2 separate regions of the Mus musculus genome follow, and region 2 is linked to region 1. Evidence: chromatin loops called from intact Hi-C (ENCODE). Cell type or tissue: heart. All regions are shown on one strand. Each heading gives the region's core, and the rest is flanking DNA. Links, peaks and the distances in the headings are about the cores only.

Region 1 (8,865 bases), core at 589-8,588:
AAAGTTCAGAATCATTCATCTAGAGAAGACCTTGCATCAAAAGACAACCACTTATTCTAATCTGAGACCACTCTTCTTCCAACTGGGTTGGTCTCAGGTATCCTATGAAGTTAAAGCAGCCCAACAAAGACCCTTCACTCCCAGATCCAAAGACTGCCTGGAGCCAGATGAGCAACAGCTATGAAAAAGGACCAAATTTTAGTTCAAAATTAATTGTATTGTTCTGTAGCTCAGCAGAGTGTCCACCTTTTCTTGGTCATGTACCCTGACATGATGTACAGCCTCAGCTCAGGTGCACTCAAGGGGAACACCGGGCTGTGCACTGAGACCTTCAAAACTGTGAGCCAAAAGAAATCAATTCTCTTTACAACTGATTGTTTCAGCTATTTACCATAGTGGCAGAAATGCTTGAAAATATGGCCAGTCATACAGGAGATCATACAAAGGAAAAAAAAATAAACTCAAGGATATGGGAGTGTGTGTAGGGAAGGGAGGGAGGGAGGACATTGCAGAGGTAAATGTCAGAACAGAAACTGAGAGAGAGGGAAAAATAGACTTGCTGCACAAACTCAACAGTCATGTAGTATGTTCACTATGTGCTCTGATGTCAAGGTTATAACTGGAGAAATGGCATCCTGTCACTCACTGTGCAAGAGATACTGTAGACAAGGAAGAAATTATATCTAACTTGAAGAAGCAGGTGATACTGTAGGAACGTGCTACAAAGAGAATCCTAACTCAGCCCAGAGGCACTGAGAAAGACTTCTAAGAGGAATCAATATTAAAGATGAGACCTAACAAATGTGCTGTGCAAAAATCACCCATGCAAACACAAGGTCACAAGCCATGGAAGGTGACGGCGGCTGCTTTGCAGCTTTGAACCCTGTGTGTGGTTTGCCAACAGCATGACCATGAGAGAGTTACCCATTCTCTGTGCCCCGTGGTCTAACACAGTGAGTGGGAATCACAATCCCCTCCGTGTAGAACTCTGAGATGAGTATATTAAATAAACAAAGAGCCTTGTGACTCGTGACTGCATCAAAGGAATGACTGATTTTTTTTTTTTAAGAAATAAGAAGGAACAGTCTGTGCAAAGGCTTAAATGTAAGAGAATCATGATGGTAGGTCAGCATTGCCAGAGCAGTGGGGAAATTTAAATGATGGGCCCAGAAGAGGAAAGCAGAGTCAAAGAGGGATGACGGGTGCAGGGTGGTGAGTCACAGATCTGGAGAGCGCCATCATTAAAACCTCAGTGTCTCTCAAAGGCTCAGATGTTAGTGGATTGGTACCCAAGCCCCCTCAGCCCAGGGTTCAAAGCAATGAGGTCAAGCAATTATTGACTACAATCTCCATAACTAAGAGCCAAAAGAAACCTTTCTTCTTTATAAATCGATGGCTGCATGTCACTGTTATAGTACAGGAAAGCGGTCTAACATGGTGAGAAACCCACGGCGTTATCCTAGAAGAAAAGTCACAGCAATTATCTCACAACCATAGCAGAGATGAGATTTGAATGAGAGCTTAAAAGACGGAGACACCAAGTGAGAGACAGCTGGGGGCAGGAATGTGAAACAACAAAGATGCCAACATTCTAACAATTGTAGTGGGTAGTAGTGGAGTCCACCAAATAGGAGGGTAGAAAGGGAACTTCTGTCTTTTGGGGAACTCAACTTCTCACCTACCACTCACCTGTGTCTCAGTAAGCAGGTGGGTATCCTAGATTGAACATTTAGAACCTAGGACCCACAGAACATTTAGAACATTGGACATTTAGAACCTCAGAACCACAGTCCACGAAGATGCTCCATAGTTTGTCACTGTGGATTTGTAACACATGTTCTAAACAGGATTAATCCTTAATGCATTCAAAAGAGAGTGGAGACTGAACTGTGTAATACTGGCCTGCATGGCTTCACCAGACCATTCCAACTCCGTCATCTAGAATCCCACCTTCACCAGCTATCAGGTACCTGATATCTATGAAAGTGTGTATCCTCGAGGTTAAAGGCATAGGGCCAGAAAGTCCTGGGTTCAAAGCCAAGTTCTGAAGCTTGCTAGCTAAATAACAATAGGCAAGGCAAGTTATAAATCTCTATAATCTACCTATTTTGATTTGAGTTTGGGTTTTTGAGAGATGGTCACATTGCAGCTCAGTCTGGCCTCATGATCACTGTGTAACTAAAAAAAATAATCCTGAATTTCTCATCTTCCTTTGCCACTTCCCAGGTGCTGTGACTATAGGAGCAGGCTATCACATCCAGTTTTATGCAACACTGGGGATCAAATCCAGGACCTCACATATACCAGGCAGGCAGTCTACCAACTGCCCTAAATCCCCACACTCCCAGGCACCTTGATTTCTTAAAATGTAAACTTTAGATTAAAGGGGTATTCTCAACTCACACAGTTGTTACAAGGAATGAGATAATTCCAGGCATAGTCCTTCCTGAGGCTTGCCAGATCTGCATGAACTATGAATTAGGTAATATATTTTTCCTTTAAATCAATCCATGGTTTCACTTAGCAGGAAGCATTATATTGCTGCCACAAATGAAAGCCGTAGATTGATAGCAACCATAACAATAGCAGGAAGAGTCGTATGAAATTTTCATCTTAGTCAATGAAACTAAAAATCAGTTAAACTCTGATAAAGTACCTTTTGCAACTGGGGGTTCTGGGCCTCAGGCTGCCTTCTCTGTATTAATATTAAAATTAGCAAAGATATAAAAAAAAATAAAGTTAAAAATACCCAGGCTTCAAACTGAAACTTTCTCCTTGAAGTAAGCAGAAAAAGAAATAAAAAGGTAACGTTGGGATTCAGCGTTATTCAGAGCTGTGACTGGGCATCACTGAGAACATTCTCTCATTGCACATACGCCATAGTCACACGTGGTTCAGTGAGGTCAGGTCCTCAAAGCGCTCAATACTAGGATTGGTCTGAAGTAAATGCAAAAGGGGACATTTTTTTTAATATCAGTGACATGACAGTCCCCTGCACAGTCCACCACCAATCACACTGGGTCCTGACAACCTGGTACATGTCAGCAGAAGCTTCCAGAAGCTGCAAAGTCTTACATGTTTTTCAAAGCCATTTATGTAATGGTACATCTTTAGTTCATCCTTTTCTGTCTATGTTCAAAACCCCCCTTCATGTGACCTTGGATCTCATCCCTCCCTCTGTGATTCCTAACTCTTCAGGATATATTTGGGAACCCTGCTCTGAGGACCTTCTCCTGACCATCAGCCCCATGCTGTTCAAAGGTAACAGCCCTTCTTTACCTGGTTGTTTGGACCAAGTACATAAAGTTCAGTGGTGATGATGACAGTGCTGTCTTCTTCCCTCAGTTACACATTTCCAGAAGCCAGGGACTAAACATCTATCTTGGTAGCACAAGAGATGCCTGGTTGGTTTTTATATATATATAGTAATAAATATTGCATGCATGGATGATGGATGGTTGGATGAGTGGGTACATGGATGAACAGATGGATAGATAACGGATGTATGGGAAAAATAGAAGGAGAAGAGATGGAAGAGGAGAACAAGGAAGGAAGGAACATTTATGGATTGTATTACTTCTGACTTTCTCTGTTCCTAAAGAGAAAGGACAAGGAAAGCACGACAAAGCTCACTAAATTCCCCGCTGTCCAATTTCTGTACATCACCTTCACACCTTGTTCCTGGCATTTTCCTCGTCTTACAAATACCTAAGGGCTGCTGTAGCCTTCACAGAACACCTTGACTCCCTGCCAGAAAGCTAACACAGCTAAGAATAAAGGGAAAATAAGTAAACCACAACAGCGAAGTCTCACACTTTGAAGTCTGGGAAAGGAATTCCAAACGGGAGCTGAACTCGAAACCAAATGTTTGGCCTTCAGTGACAACCAGCTACTTGGCTGCGAGCCTCAGGCCCTTCTGAGACCACTTAGAAAATGTAGCCCTGGGCTCTTCCCTTCTCAGACATGGGAGAAATGACTGCCAAGGAAAGCAAACATCACACTTCCTACCTACTCCCTGAAGGTTATTGCTTGAGTTTGATTGCCTTCTGCCTTGGGAACTTTCCAAGTAGTTTCTTGGGAACAATGTGTGCTCAGGGAGGGTTTAGACAAGCCAGATGTGTTACTTTTCTGTTGCTATATAAAATATCCTGACAAATGCAATGTAAAAAATAAAGCGTTTATTTTGGCTTATGGTTCCAGAGGGATAGAGTTCACCTCCTTGTGATGGGGAAGGCAGAACATGGCTGCCAGGGTGGGAAGCTGGCTGATAGCATTTCTAGCTACACACAGAAAGCAGAAAAACAGAATAGGAAGTGGATGGCAGACTATTAATCTTAAAAGTCTACTCCAAGTGACACACTTCCCATAGGAAGGGGCTCTACCTCCTCAAGTTCCCATGACCTATTCAAGCAACTCCAGTTGGAAACCAAGTGTTCAGATAGATAGATAGATAGATAGATAGATAGATAGATAGATAGATAGATAGATAGAGATAGAGATAGAGATAGAGATAGAGATAGAGATAGAGATAGAGATAGAGATAGAGATAGAGATAGAGATAGAGATGTGTGTGTGTGTGTGTGTGTGTGTGTGTGTATTACATTCACACACTCATATCTATATACACAAATGCAGGGTGGAGAGCACTTTTAATATAGAGGATGAGATTTCTCAGGAATCTTTGTCTGACCACACATATCATATACTTATATACCCTGACCCTTGGAACAAAGTGAGCTTAAAATAATAGAAATATTCCCAGAAAATAATGCAAATGTTCCTCATATGTCCCAAGGTCTTGAGATGAATAAATCAACCCTATAACTTCTCAGAGATCCTCCTACACTGTATGAACATCTCTAGTGTGAGAGGCCCATCCCACTCCTGTTTCTCACTATCACACCACTCTATATTATAATGAGTCAATTTAAAAAATCTATCTCCCCGTCTCTTGTGTCCACTGGTTAGTCCGAGATTTAATCTTTCCAGCATCAAGCCTTTTACAGAGATTTTGATGTTAAATCAGAACATGTAGGTCCCTGAATAGAAAGCATCCAATTAACCCGACTGGGTGGTTAAAAAGATGTACATTGCTTCCATCAGTCATTCACCTCAAGAAAGACAAGGTCAGTCTTTATCTTAAAAACAGAGAGGATACCTTAATCATGACAAATCTGCAGCACACATCAAAACAATAAGCTTGCGGAAGGAAAATGCCCTCGGTTAGGTAAATTAGAATGAGTGCCTCAATAGGGGCCCATTGCCTTGACAGGAGCAGAGAGGAAAGCTTGTCTCTGTTGAAACCCCTTCAAAAAAGGCAGCATTGATTAGAAGCCGACAAGTATTTGTGTCTGAAGAGCAAAAATAAGCAGAAAATAAAAGGGATGCCTTGACATCTTTCCACTCCACAGCACACATAACACACATGCCAACTTACAGCTGTAGACAACTCTCTTTGTGCCTTTCTTTAAAACATCATTGGCTAACTTGGCCCTCATGGATAGCCTGTTATAAATATATATATATGAGACAGAGACAGAGAGACAAAGAGAACAGACAGGAAGGCAGAAATCTAGAAGTCTGTCTTAAGTGTCTCCCTCAGTTATCCTTCACCTTGCTCTCACTTTTAGTGGGAACTCACCAGTTTGCCTTGGTCTGCTAACCAGTGAAGCCCAAGGATCAGCCTGTCTCTTATCTCTCAGCATTGGGATTACAAGAGCATCCCCCAATACCAGCTTTTTTTTTTCATTTTACTTGTGGGTGGTTTGCCCGAATGTATAAGTGTATGTGTGTCCACCCCATGCATGCTCAGTGCCCAAAGAGGCCAGAAGAGGGTGTCCCATCCCCTGGAACTGGAGTTGCAAATGGTTGTGAGCTGGCATGTGGGTGCTAGAGCTCAAACTATGATATGAGGAGCAGGAAGGTAAATCTAAATGCCCATGCCCTAGGTTCTTGGGGTTTCTCACCTCCTGGAGTCCCACAGAGTTAGCATTGAAATGTGATAAGATTAACTATTAAACTGTAGGGGGACCAGTGAACCCAGAAGGCAGGCTCTACACACTCACCTGCTGGATGACCTCACTATACAGCCAGGAATAAGGAAGCCAGAGGGCTAGGAATTTCACAACTCACTGGACTCACCCCAAGAGAAAAAGAACTTGCTTGTCTTTGGACTTGCTCTTTCAATAGAAGCTTCTACCTAGAGCTGTCAGAAGGCGATGGCAGGCCTAAGGAAAAAAGACAAGAGACTTCAGAACCCTATTATACTGTCACTGTTGACATTATGAAATGATTTTTCTGAACACTAATGAAAATGTCTCTTATTAAAGGCATCTCATTCTCTTTCTTACTTTTCAGTGTTTCCCAAGAAAACTTATAGAGCCAATGGTCCCTCAGCTTATAAAGGGTCAAATGACAATTTTTCAGCTTTATCATGCTATAAAAGTGGCACGCATACATAGAAAGCATACTTGAATTTTGGTGTTTGCCTAAACTAGAAATAAGCACTGTTACAATGCTCTCAGGATGGTGGGCAGCATTGAGCTGCTCTCTGTCAATCACAAAACAGTGAGGATAAAGGACCACGACTCTACCATGTTCTCTGTTAATAAAACAGCATAGTCCTTGGATCAGGGCTACTTAAATGTCCCACTTGCTATTATTTTCCATATATATTATAAATCAAACACTAAACAAAGCATTAATTTATTTTAAAGCAATTCTTTAACATACATTAACTTTATCATCTATTAATAATGAAAGTAAATGTTCTTACCAATGGGATGAAGGTGCTTGTATATTTTTACACAAAAATTTAACTCTTGGCTAAATAGTTGGTTAATAGACACAGACCATTGTCAGCATTTTTCAGGTCTGTTCAATAATTTAATTTTATAATAATGCTGAAAACACTATTTCCCATAAATACATGGTACAAAATCATAGAGGTATATTTATCACCATTTCAGAAATTGTAGACATTTTCTGTTCTAATCTCAAGCCAGAGTTCAAAATCATCACATCTGCAGTGATTTGTGTATATTGTAAAACTCAACTCAAATAACTTTTTGAAGTCAAACCTTCTAACACAATACAATCTAAAGATATATTACTTTGATATTTATATGCTGAGAAATGACAGTGGAAAATCCATCGTTTAAAACTTTGCTTTCCATAGTACAGCAGGCAACACTGTATGCACAGTAAAAACGATTTGTAACATACAGTAGCCTCAAATCTGTACTGAGGTATTTTGGGCAACACTTTTTGGCATTGTGTGGCATGATGCCATGTGCAATGCAAAATGTACATGCTGTATTCAGAATGGAGGCTGTAGTGAACTCACAGGATACAGCATAGACAAGCACTCCCAGAAACAGCCCAGATTAGTTACACATTTGATTTTTTATTTAATTTTCGGTGGTTGTACATTCAGAAACCTTTTACTCATGCCAAACTTTTTACAACCCCCACATTCATTTACAAGATTGACATGGGGTCATAACCCACAATTTAATCATTTTTAGAGGTTGCATTGGAGATGTAAAGATGACTCAGGGGGTAAGTGCTTCTCATGCATGCCTGAAAACCTGAGTTGGTCACTGAAACCCATAGTGGAAGGAGAGAACTGGCTCACAAACACTGTCCTCTGACCTATTCATGAGGACATGCACACATATGCACACACACACACATGCTATGGCACTCACAGCCATGCAAACACACACATGTATAATAATAGTAATAATCGTGATGAAATAATTATACCTCAGTTTGAAAGAAGCTGTATCATACATTATGTGATGGTGAATTTTGTTAGCTTGGTTGTATTAAGAAATGCCTATGGCATTAGAAAAGCACATATTTGGGCAGAAAAGTGAAGACTATACCAAAGAGAATTAACTAATGGGAAAGACATGCTGGATATGGAAGGTACCATCCAACAAGCCAGGTCTCAAACCAAATAAACAAGGCAAAAAAGGGAAAGCAATTAAAGCACCAATGTGCCTTTGTCTCTGGCTTCTGATCTAATAAAATGAGCAAGCAGCCTCTGGCCACCACAGATGGGAGCTGGTCCTCCTACCATGACTTCCTAACTGTGCTGTCCTGTACACCTGAACCAGGAGCCAAAATACACCTTTCCTCCCTTAAGTTGCTTTGTGTCAACTGTCGGTGCACAGCAATGAGAAAAGTAGTCCATATAGATTGCATGTATATAAACATTTTTATTTACAGTATTTTCAATTTATGAAGTTTTTGAACACATAACCTCATCATAAACATATATATATATGATCATGGAAAATTGGCTCGTAGAAGTTCAGAAATCTAGTGATCTGCTGGCCACAAGCTAAAGAGCCAAGAAGTGGAGAGATGTTATTTAGTTTAAGTCTGAAGGTTACAGGAGCAATGATGCTAATCGCAGTGCAAGGGTAGAGCAAAACCAATGTCTGGCCAAAGCAGTCAAGCAGGAAGAGGTGAATCCTTCCTTCAACTTTGTATTATATTTAGCACTTAGTGGAATGAATGATTCCCATCCATGCTGGGAAGGGTGGTCTAATTCTCTGAATTCACCAATTCAAATGCTAGTCTTATCTAAAAAAACACCCTTGGCCAACATATCCAGACAATACTTGATGTGGCCCAGTCAAGTTCGCACATAAAAATTAACCATCACAGATCATTGGTTCTTTTTGGGAAATGTAATTTTTTAGTTAGAGTTCACATTGTGGTGTTCTATACTCACTTTTATTCCGATAAGGAAGAAGGAAGAGTCACAGAAGACACGACACCAATTTTGAGTCCTCACTTCTGCTCTGCAAGGTCTCCCTAAGACTTTCTCTTTCTAGGTTCAATCCATATTTG
Region 2 (8,865 bases), core at 560-8,559, 170 kb after region 1:
GGTGGGGATCGGCAGACCTGGGAAGACTGGGAAACAAGGATGATGGGGATAGATTATGTGAAATTCCAAATAATCAATAAAAATTGTATGGTTAAAAAAAAATAGTGAATATTAGGCATTGCCTGACCCTAGTGGAAAACACCAGACAGACAGCAAGTATGATTATACCCATGGCAGATAAAACAAATCAGCTTTCTCACCAATACCCTGCAGGTCCCCTAACCTGTACATGAAAGGTGGGAGAAAGAAGACCCTGGCATTTGGGAGCTGCCCAGGTGTTCACAAGCACAGCCGTGAAGTTCTCTGTTGGACAAAAACCATCTCAGGGGCTGGTGAGATGGCTCAGTGGACAAGAGCATAGACTGCTCTTCTGAAGGTCCTGAGTTCAAATTCCTGAAACCACATGGTGGCTCACAACCATCCGTAATGAGATCTGATGCCCTCTTCTAGTGTGTCAGAAGACAGCTACAGTGTACTTATGTATAATAATAAATAAGTCTTTGAACCAGCGCGAACAGAGACTGAGCAAGACGAGTTGACCAGAGACAGCAGAGGTCCTAAAATTCAATTCCCAACAACCACATGAAGGCTCACAGCTCTCTGTACAACTACAATGTACTCACATACATAAAATAAATAAATCTTAAAAAAAAAAGTCTCAGAAAGACAACGTCAAACAACTAAAAGAGATGAAGCACACAGTTATGGTGGTGGCAGCCTGCAATCCCGGCACTTGGGAAGTGAAAGCAGGAAGATCAGGGGTTCAAAGTCCTCCACAACCACATGGAAAGCTTGAGGCCATTCTGAGCTTCAAGAGACCTCAGAGAGAGAGAAGACAGATGATAGATAGATAGATAGATAGATAGATAGATAGATAGATAGATAATTAAACAACAAATAAATAAGATGACGTTAGTCACATTATAATTTTGTCTAAGCAGACAACTGTAAGGTTATTGTGCTACCCATAAAGTGCCAAACATCTCTTTATTTTGACCAAAAGAGTGACTGTTGAGCCAGCAAGATGGCTCAGTGGGTTAAGGCACTTGCTGCCAAGCCCGATGACCTGAGTTCAATCCTTCGAACTCATGTGGTGGAAGGAAAGCACCAACTCCAAACAGCTGTCCTCTGCCTCTCTGTCTCTGCCTGTGGCTCTGTCTCTCTCCATCTCTGTCTCTCTCCACCATCTCTGCCTCTCTGTCTCTGTGTCTGTCTGTGTCTGTCTCTGTGTCTGTCTCTCTCTCTCTGTCTCTCTCTCTCTGTCTCTCTCTCTCTCTCTCTGTCTCTCTCTCTCTCTCTCACACACACACACACTCACACACACACATACATACACACACACATAAACACATGCCCACATACTTTTACACAAAATAAGGAAGTAAACATAACAAAAGTGACTGTTCACTTTTAGCCAATGATGCCTATTTTCTCAGTCTTGCCTTGGCTGGGAACGAGCAATAATCATCTGTAATACATTTTGTTTGCTAAAGACGCCACAAAAATCAATGTAGGTTCAGAGCCTCACCCTGCAGAGTCACACTGCAAAGAGCATGGGTTTTGGAGAGAGGTGAGGGAGGTACCATGGCAAGCAAGGCTTACGTGGTCAACATCAGCAGTCCCTACCCTTGAGCGCACCTCGGACTCTCAGGATTTATGAAGCTGATCTTCAAGGGGTTTAGACATTTTCTCAAATTAGCTCCAGAATCTGTTCTTCCTCGTGTACATTAAAGAACACTCTTGGATTCATGTGACTCTCTTTCCTTAAATTCTACTTTCTTTGACAGTAATATTGTCATCCCCTGCTTTCCAAAGTGAATTTTTTATGAGTCTTCTTAGGCCATAAGTGAAAGATGATCATTCATTCAAGTTTCTAATGGAAAAATATTTAAAACGCTTTATTTTAGTGCACAAGTATAGTTCACCCACCAATATTTCCTCTTTCGTTCAAATGAACCTACAACATTATAACCGACATATTCTAAATTATACATTTAAGGGATTCATAGTAGGCTAGTGTAAGAATACTGCCTGGGGCTGGGGTGAAGTTTAATTGATAGAGTTTGCCTGGCAAGCACAAAGCCCTGGGCGCAATCCTAGCACCACACAGACCAAGTGCAGTAACACACACCTAGAATTCTAGCACAGTGGGAAGAGGCAGGAAGGGCAGAAGTTCAAGGTCATCCTTGGCTACATAATGAGTTCAAAGCCAGCCTGGACTCCAGGAGACCCTATCTTAGAAGGGAAAAAAAAAGTGTAGATGTTCATAAAAATATAAATGACCAGCTGGGCGTGATGGCCCATGCCTTTAATCCCAGCACTTGGGAGGCAGAGGCAGGCGGATTTCTGAGTTCAAGGCCAGCCTGGTCTACAAAGTGAGTTCCAGGACAGCCAGGGCTATACAGAGAAACCCTGTCTCGAAAAACCAAATATATATATGGGCCAAGTTCAGAAGCTCACCCCAAAATTTGTTAATGTTGGCTGGAGAGGTGGCTCAGTAGTTAAGAGTGCTCACTGACTGCTCTTCCAGAGGTCATGAGTTCAAATCCCACCAACCACATGGTGGCTCACAACCATCTTTAATGAGATCTGATGCCCTCTTCTGGAGTGTCTGAAGACAACTACAGTGTGCTTATATATAATAAATAAACAAATCTTTAAAAAAAAAAACTGTTAATGTCACCTAGTGTCACCTTCTCCTGCTTTGAAATCTGTCTGGATACTCACTGAACTCCAAAAACATTTCCTGTTTTAAAACCACAAGTGTAAATGAAATCCCTTTTAATAAGCTAAAGTTGTTGTCCCAACCTTTCTGCTAATTAAGACAAAATGCATGGAAAATATCTAATTTTCCTTCATCATTTAGAGATAAACAGATCCGCTTTATTTTATAATGTCTGCAGGACATGTCACATGTCTTTCCACTTGGACTTAGCCAGACCACTATATGGATCGTTTAAGCCCAGTCCTCTCCAAAGGTCATGTGTATACCATACTACCTTTGTGGAGGAGTAACATGGTCCTGTTGTGTGGGAACTAAAAAGGGGGCCCTGGAAAAGAGAGGGAGGAAAAGGCCCACGCCCCGCCAGAGTTCCACTTTTGCTCTGGACAGGCAGGTGTGGTGGGAGGGCTGCCAGACTCTTTCCACTCAACCCCGGGTGGGCATCCAAGCCTCTGACCCACTCTTCAGGGGGTGGACAAGGGGCTGCCCAACCTGGGAGCCCCAGAGCTACTCTCTAAAGCCCCGGGGTTATGGGAGACATGGAAGAGAGATGAGAGGTTCCCACACCGGCAAGAGTGAGTGCAGTGGATCTAACTGGAGCACAGGAAGGCCTTCTAATGGGAGATTAGAAATGGCTCATTAGGAGAAAGCCTGTCCCATCCTCCAAGCTCAGTGGGCCTTGATGAGCAGAGACACTCTAAGGTTTTAGAGCTCTTTTATAGAAAGGCAGGGAAAAAGAGAGAAGGTAGAAAAGAGAGAGGGGGAAAGGCTAGAGAGAGAGAGTAAGAGTGAGAGGAGAGGAGAGGAGAGGAGAGGAGAGGAGAGGAGAGGAGAGGAGAGGAGAAGACAAAAAGAGAAGAGAGAGGAGTGAGAGAGGAAAGAAGACAAAGAGAGAGAAGAGAGGAGTGAGAGAAGTGAGAGAGCAAGGAGAGGCCAAACAGCCCCTTTTAAAGTATGCTGTCTTATTTTACTGTTGCTAGGTAACTGGAGAGGAGTTTAGCCTGAAGGTCAGAAGCTTGGGCCATTGCATACGTGACTTCTAGTCATGCTTCTCTTGTGGGGGCTGTGGGGGGTGGTACCTTGGGCAGGAGCCAGAGTTCCAGGAGCATGAGGGAATGCCCACTGTGTCATGTAGATGAATTATCACCATTCCGGGGTTCAGATCTCAGCTCAACTGGAGACCAGCCTGTCTGTGAATAGCCCAATGCCCCACACTGTTGTTCATACTATAAAAACAAGTCCCTTTAAGTGGATATAGCTCTTTATTGGGTCCTATATTCGTCTTTACTCTTTTACTCTCATTGTGTCTCTTGCTATTTTAAAGATGTTTGGTTTTTTGTTTTGTTTTTTTTTAATTATGGGGCAGTGCCCACGGAGGCCAGCAGAGGGCAGTGGATCCTCTTAGACCTAGAGTTGCAAGTGGTTAGGAGCCACCAGATGTGAGATTTAGAAACTAAATACTGGTCCTTTGCAAGAGCAGTATGTGCTCTTAACTACTGAGCCATCTCTCCAGCCCTCTTTGTACCTCTTTAAGGAAACAACTGTGCCCAGCCTCCTGTCCTTCCAAGTTTGTAGCACACAGCACAATCACCACTTTTTACGACTGATTTTCAGTCTTGCCTTTCCTGTCAATAACGGACTCCACTGGGCAGAGAGAGTTTTCACTCTATATTCCCAGCAGCAGGCATATAATGGGGGCCCAAAGAATTATATGAAGTTGAACAAAACAAAAGCTGCCTATCTTTTTTTAAATCACCTTCTATTAGAGATTAACATACGAGGTACAGTGTGGCATGTTGTACATTTATTTAATCCCAACAAGCTGGAGGCAGAAAAGTCTCAATGAGTTCCAGGCAGACCTTGTCTACATAGAAAGATCCAGAATAACCAGAGTTACATTGAGATCCTGTCTCAATAACAACAACAGCAACAGTTACATTTGAGGAGTGGGAAAGGAGTCATAACTGAGTGAGATCAGGAAGGGCTCTTTGGGTTGCTGTGAATATCCTTTTTATCTGGAAGGACTTTGGGGGCATGTTCACTAGATAATCATTACTGAGCTTTCTAACATGCTTCCTGTTGTATATTATAAACCAGCAGCCTGAGGGGTCAGGGAGGGAGGTCCTTGCTGGGCCCTACCAAGGTGTCACCCTGAACAGTCATATGTCAAGCCTAATATAAAAGGGAGTTTATTTGGATCCTGGGAAGGGGGTAGAGGGAGAGGAGGGAGGAGGGCAGAGAAGGACAGAAAGAGAGAGGCGAGAGGAAGAGATAAAGAGGGGAAGAGACCAGCCAGGGACACAGAGAGAGGAAGGAGAGGGAAAGGGAGAGGGAAAGGGGGAGGGAGGAGAGAAACGTCCATTTTATAAGCTCAATGGCTAGCTTGTACCTGTCTGTTTCTAGCAGTTAACTGCAGGTCACTGTTGGGCAGAGCCTAGAGGAAATGCTAACACTTCCTCAATGTGATCCACTTAGCAACAAGTTTAAGTCTATCATCACTCTGAAAATGAAAGAAGTATTTGAAGATTGTTTTAAAGAATAATAGGTTTTAGTTCCTGAGCATGTAAAGTTAAACTGAAAGTGGGATCCGCAACAGTCTCTTACATTAAAAAGTGCTCAAGCCAGGTACTTGGTGCGAATCTGTAACCCCGCCCTGGAGAGGTCATATAGCCTGGGCTACATGCTTAACAGGTATCAGTTCTTCAGCAAGCAAGAGTCTCTGTCTCTCTCTCTCTCTCTCACACACACACACACACACACACACACATACACACACACATACACACACACACATACACACACACATACACACACACATATACACACACATACACACACACATGCACACACACATACACACACACATACACACACACATATACACACACATACACACACACACACACACAGGAGCTCTTTCCTGTTCCTTGTCTGTTTACAGCTCCTGCTTGAAGCTGTGTTTTCATCACGTAACTCCCAGTTGAGGCACTCACCAGGGGAAGACAGACCTCCAAAGCTCAAGCCCATGGTGTCTGTGTCTGTGCTGACAACACGGAGTGCCTCTGGTCCACCATTTCTCCAACATGGAGACGGATCATTGGGGCATTTGTTAAAGTGGAAGTCTCCTGAGCCCCAATACTGGACGGCCTGACTAGGTCAGGGAATAGGGTAAATTTGAGTGAGAGTCGTCCTGTCCAGTCCAAGCTGACCTCAGACTCCTGAGCTGGCGTCACAGGCAGCCATGCAGCTCCAAGCCTAACTCTCCAAGTCATTCAGAAGACTGTACTCAGAGAACACTCTAGGCTCCGAACCTTGCTTTCTATAACAAAATTGGTAGGGAGACAGGCGCTGTCTCATACTTCTGGTAAAGAATATACAAGGGCTGGAATAAAGGCTGCCGTCCCCTTCTCCAGTGTTATTGCTGTGACTCCGTACTGTGTAGCTCAGGCCCCTGAAGAAATCTGGCCTGGGGGGCTGGTGAGGTGGCTCAGTGGGTAAGAGCACCTGACTGCTCTTCCGAAGGTCCAGAGTTCAAATCCCAGCAACCACATGGTGGCTCACAACCATCTGTAACAAGATCTAACTCCCTCTTCTGGAGTGTCTGAAGACAGCTACAGTGTACTTACATATAATAAATAAATAAATCTAAAAAAAAAAAAAAACAAACAAAACAAAGGCCTGATGGATTAAAGGGGTTGACCCCACCCCTTCTTTCTTTAAAAAAAAAAAAAAGAAAGAAAAGAAACCTGGCCTGAAGCTTGGCTCACTCCACAGAGCCTTAAGACCTTTTCACACATGAAATGGATTAGCTGGAGAGACCCCAAAGCCCATCTGTGCATTTGTTAAGAATGCAGACCCAGCCACTGTGGAAACCTAATTTAAATCACAGTGGTAATATTTACATGCTGTAATATTTACGTGACTCCGTGACAATTACTTGAAGCCTGCGTGCTTTACTTTCTCCTCATGTAAAGAGGTAAAACAACACATTTGCCTCATGGTGTGAAGAATTGCATGTTAATAAAACACTAGCACCGAGCTCAGTAAATAATGAGGTCCCAGTAAGCAGTGGCTATTAATCCATCTTAAAACATGGCACCACAACCGCATTCCTCACTCAGAAAGTTCTGCGCTGTGCTGTTCCACGTGATCACCTGGAAGTGCTCGCTTGAACAGCACATTTCTGGAACTAGCAAGACCTAGTGGATCCCAACAGCCGTGGGACCCAGAAGTTTACATTGACAAGCAAGGAACCCAGATCCTTCCTTTATATACAAAAGCGTGAGTTACATTTGACTAGGGCCATAGAGAGTGTTTTTATCAATGAAAACTCCGTATCACAGAAGGCCAGGCACAATTGAACGCTAATTTAATATAAATACGAAATAAGTGAGCGCCACCTACTGGTTCATTTTAGAATGCTCAGCTGGCGTTGGGAAGATTCTCAGTGGTTCACAGCTCTTCAGAGGACCTGAGTTTGTTAAATCCAGCTCCAGGGATCCAACACCTCTGACCTCTGAAGGCATCAGCACTCATAAGCACACACACACACACACACACACACACACACACACACACACACACCGACACATACACCACATACACACGTATATAATAAGAATGCAAGGCTGGACCTGTGAGATAGCTCAGTGGATCCCCGAGACCCATGTTGGTAAGAACTAACTACTGAAGGTTTCCCCGTGACCTCCATGTGTGCACCATTACACACTCTCTCACACACACACACTCACATACACACTCACACACGCCAGTCAATCAGCAGGACACAGCCTAAGGTTGATTCAAATCCTTTCTCCCTAATTGATTTTGCCTTGAAAATATAGATTGATCCTAAAGGTATCCAAATTGCAGAAAAAGCAGTCTCCTCTTGAGAGGAAATACAAGCATGCAATTTCTTTAACTAGGAGAGAACTTTGAAAATTAAAGCATTTCTGCAGTCTGAAGTTAATGTATCTAGTAATTCCTGTCATTTCAAGTCACTGCTGAAACAGTAAAGGAAGACATATCCTTCATCCAATCGCCCATGGCGATACTAAAAGGAAAAACAGAACCGCTAAATACCTTAAAACCTTACAGTGAAACACCACAGAGCTCCCTCCCTTCCGACACTGCTTCCCCTGGTCCCGGGGGAAAGGAAATTGGGACAGGTATTCTTGTCCTGGTGTTCTATTTGATTCTCGTCCCAACACTGCCACCTGCAGGAAAAGATTTGGAAAGCTGACTCTCCCACTCCAAAAATTACTCAAGACCCTGAACCCAACCAGCTGTTGCTATGTCGTTGTGGGGATTTTTTTTTTTTTTTTTTTTTTGGTTTTTTGTTTTGGTTTGTTTTGGTTTGGTTTTTTAACTTTTTTTGATTTATTGATTCTTTGTGAATTTCACACCGTGCGCCTCCACCCTTGAAACCTCCCTAACAGAAGGAAATAATTTTTAAAAATAAATAAATAATAAGCAAGACAAAGCATGGAAAACAGCTTATTGTGGAAGCTGTAGTGTGTCACACTGTGTCACACAGTCTATCCCTCTGTCCACACATCTTCACTTGCAAATGTTCATCGAGGTCTCTGGCTTCTGTGACATCATCAGTCTGTTATCCTATTGTTGCCCTGAGTCACGGAGATCCTGCACCTTTGGATCAGCAAGACTGGCCCTTTCATTCATACCAACCTTACACTGATGGTTTAGATTTTGCAGTGGGCCAACTCGGAGCCCTGGATCCGGGCCTGGGTGGCAGCTGAGCTGGCAGGCACACCAACTTTCCCTTATACACACCACCAGGACAAGTTCTCCAACACAGCTCTGGCTAGGCCACCCAATGCCACCATCAGCAGGAGGCAGGGTCAGCTCTCTTGCTTTTACGCCCTCCGGAATGGCTCACCCACGCCTGCACCACCAGGGTCAGCTCCACTGTGCGTTACATGAGCGAAGGGCCGGCTCTCCAAAGAGCCAAAGCCAGCAAGGGGCAGAGCCAGTTCTGCACAGCCCCTGTGGTCCCCCGCAGCTACCCCAACCAGGAACATCCCCATGTTCTCTAGTGGTAATAGAAGCCACGGACATCAACACTGACCAGTGCTGCTGCTGAATAGCCATGATCCCAAACACGGCCCTAAGTTGCGGCTAGG

What was found. Hi-C counts contacts between places; a loop is a spot of excess contacts. Peaks named below come from ENCODE experiments on the same cell type or tissue, not always from the same donor. Only the 100,000 strongest peaks of a DNase experiment are listed, where the experiment ranks them.
Region 2: a loop joins it to region 1, with 2.6 times the contacts of the local background. A loop is called at or near these places in 4 of 42 quality-filtered maps.

The regions. Positions count from the first base shown.
Region 1 is chr11:48,601,443-48,610,307 of GRCm38, forward strand. No RefSeq gene overlaps it. Among named protein-coding and RNA genes, the nearest start is that of Gm36109, 190 kb to the right of the region's middle. In heart, for the core only: no CTCF peak of the experiment used is centred there; a DNase peak (open chromatin) is centred at 4,009.
Region 2 is chr11:48,767,771-48,776,635 of GRCm38, forward strand. No RefSeq gene overlaps it. Among named protein-coding and RNA genes, the nearest start is that of Gm36109, 27 kb to the right of the region's middle. In heart, for the core only: CTCF peaks have their summits at 4,105 (motif pointing right), 7,113 (motif pointing left) and 7,946 (motif pointing left); a DNase peak (open chromatin) is centred at 7,911.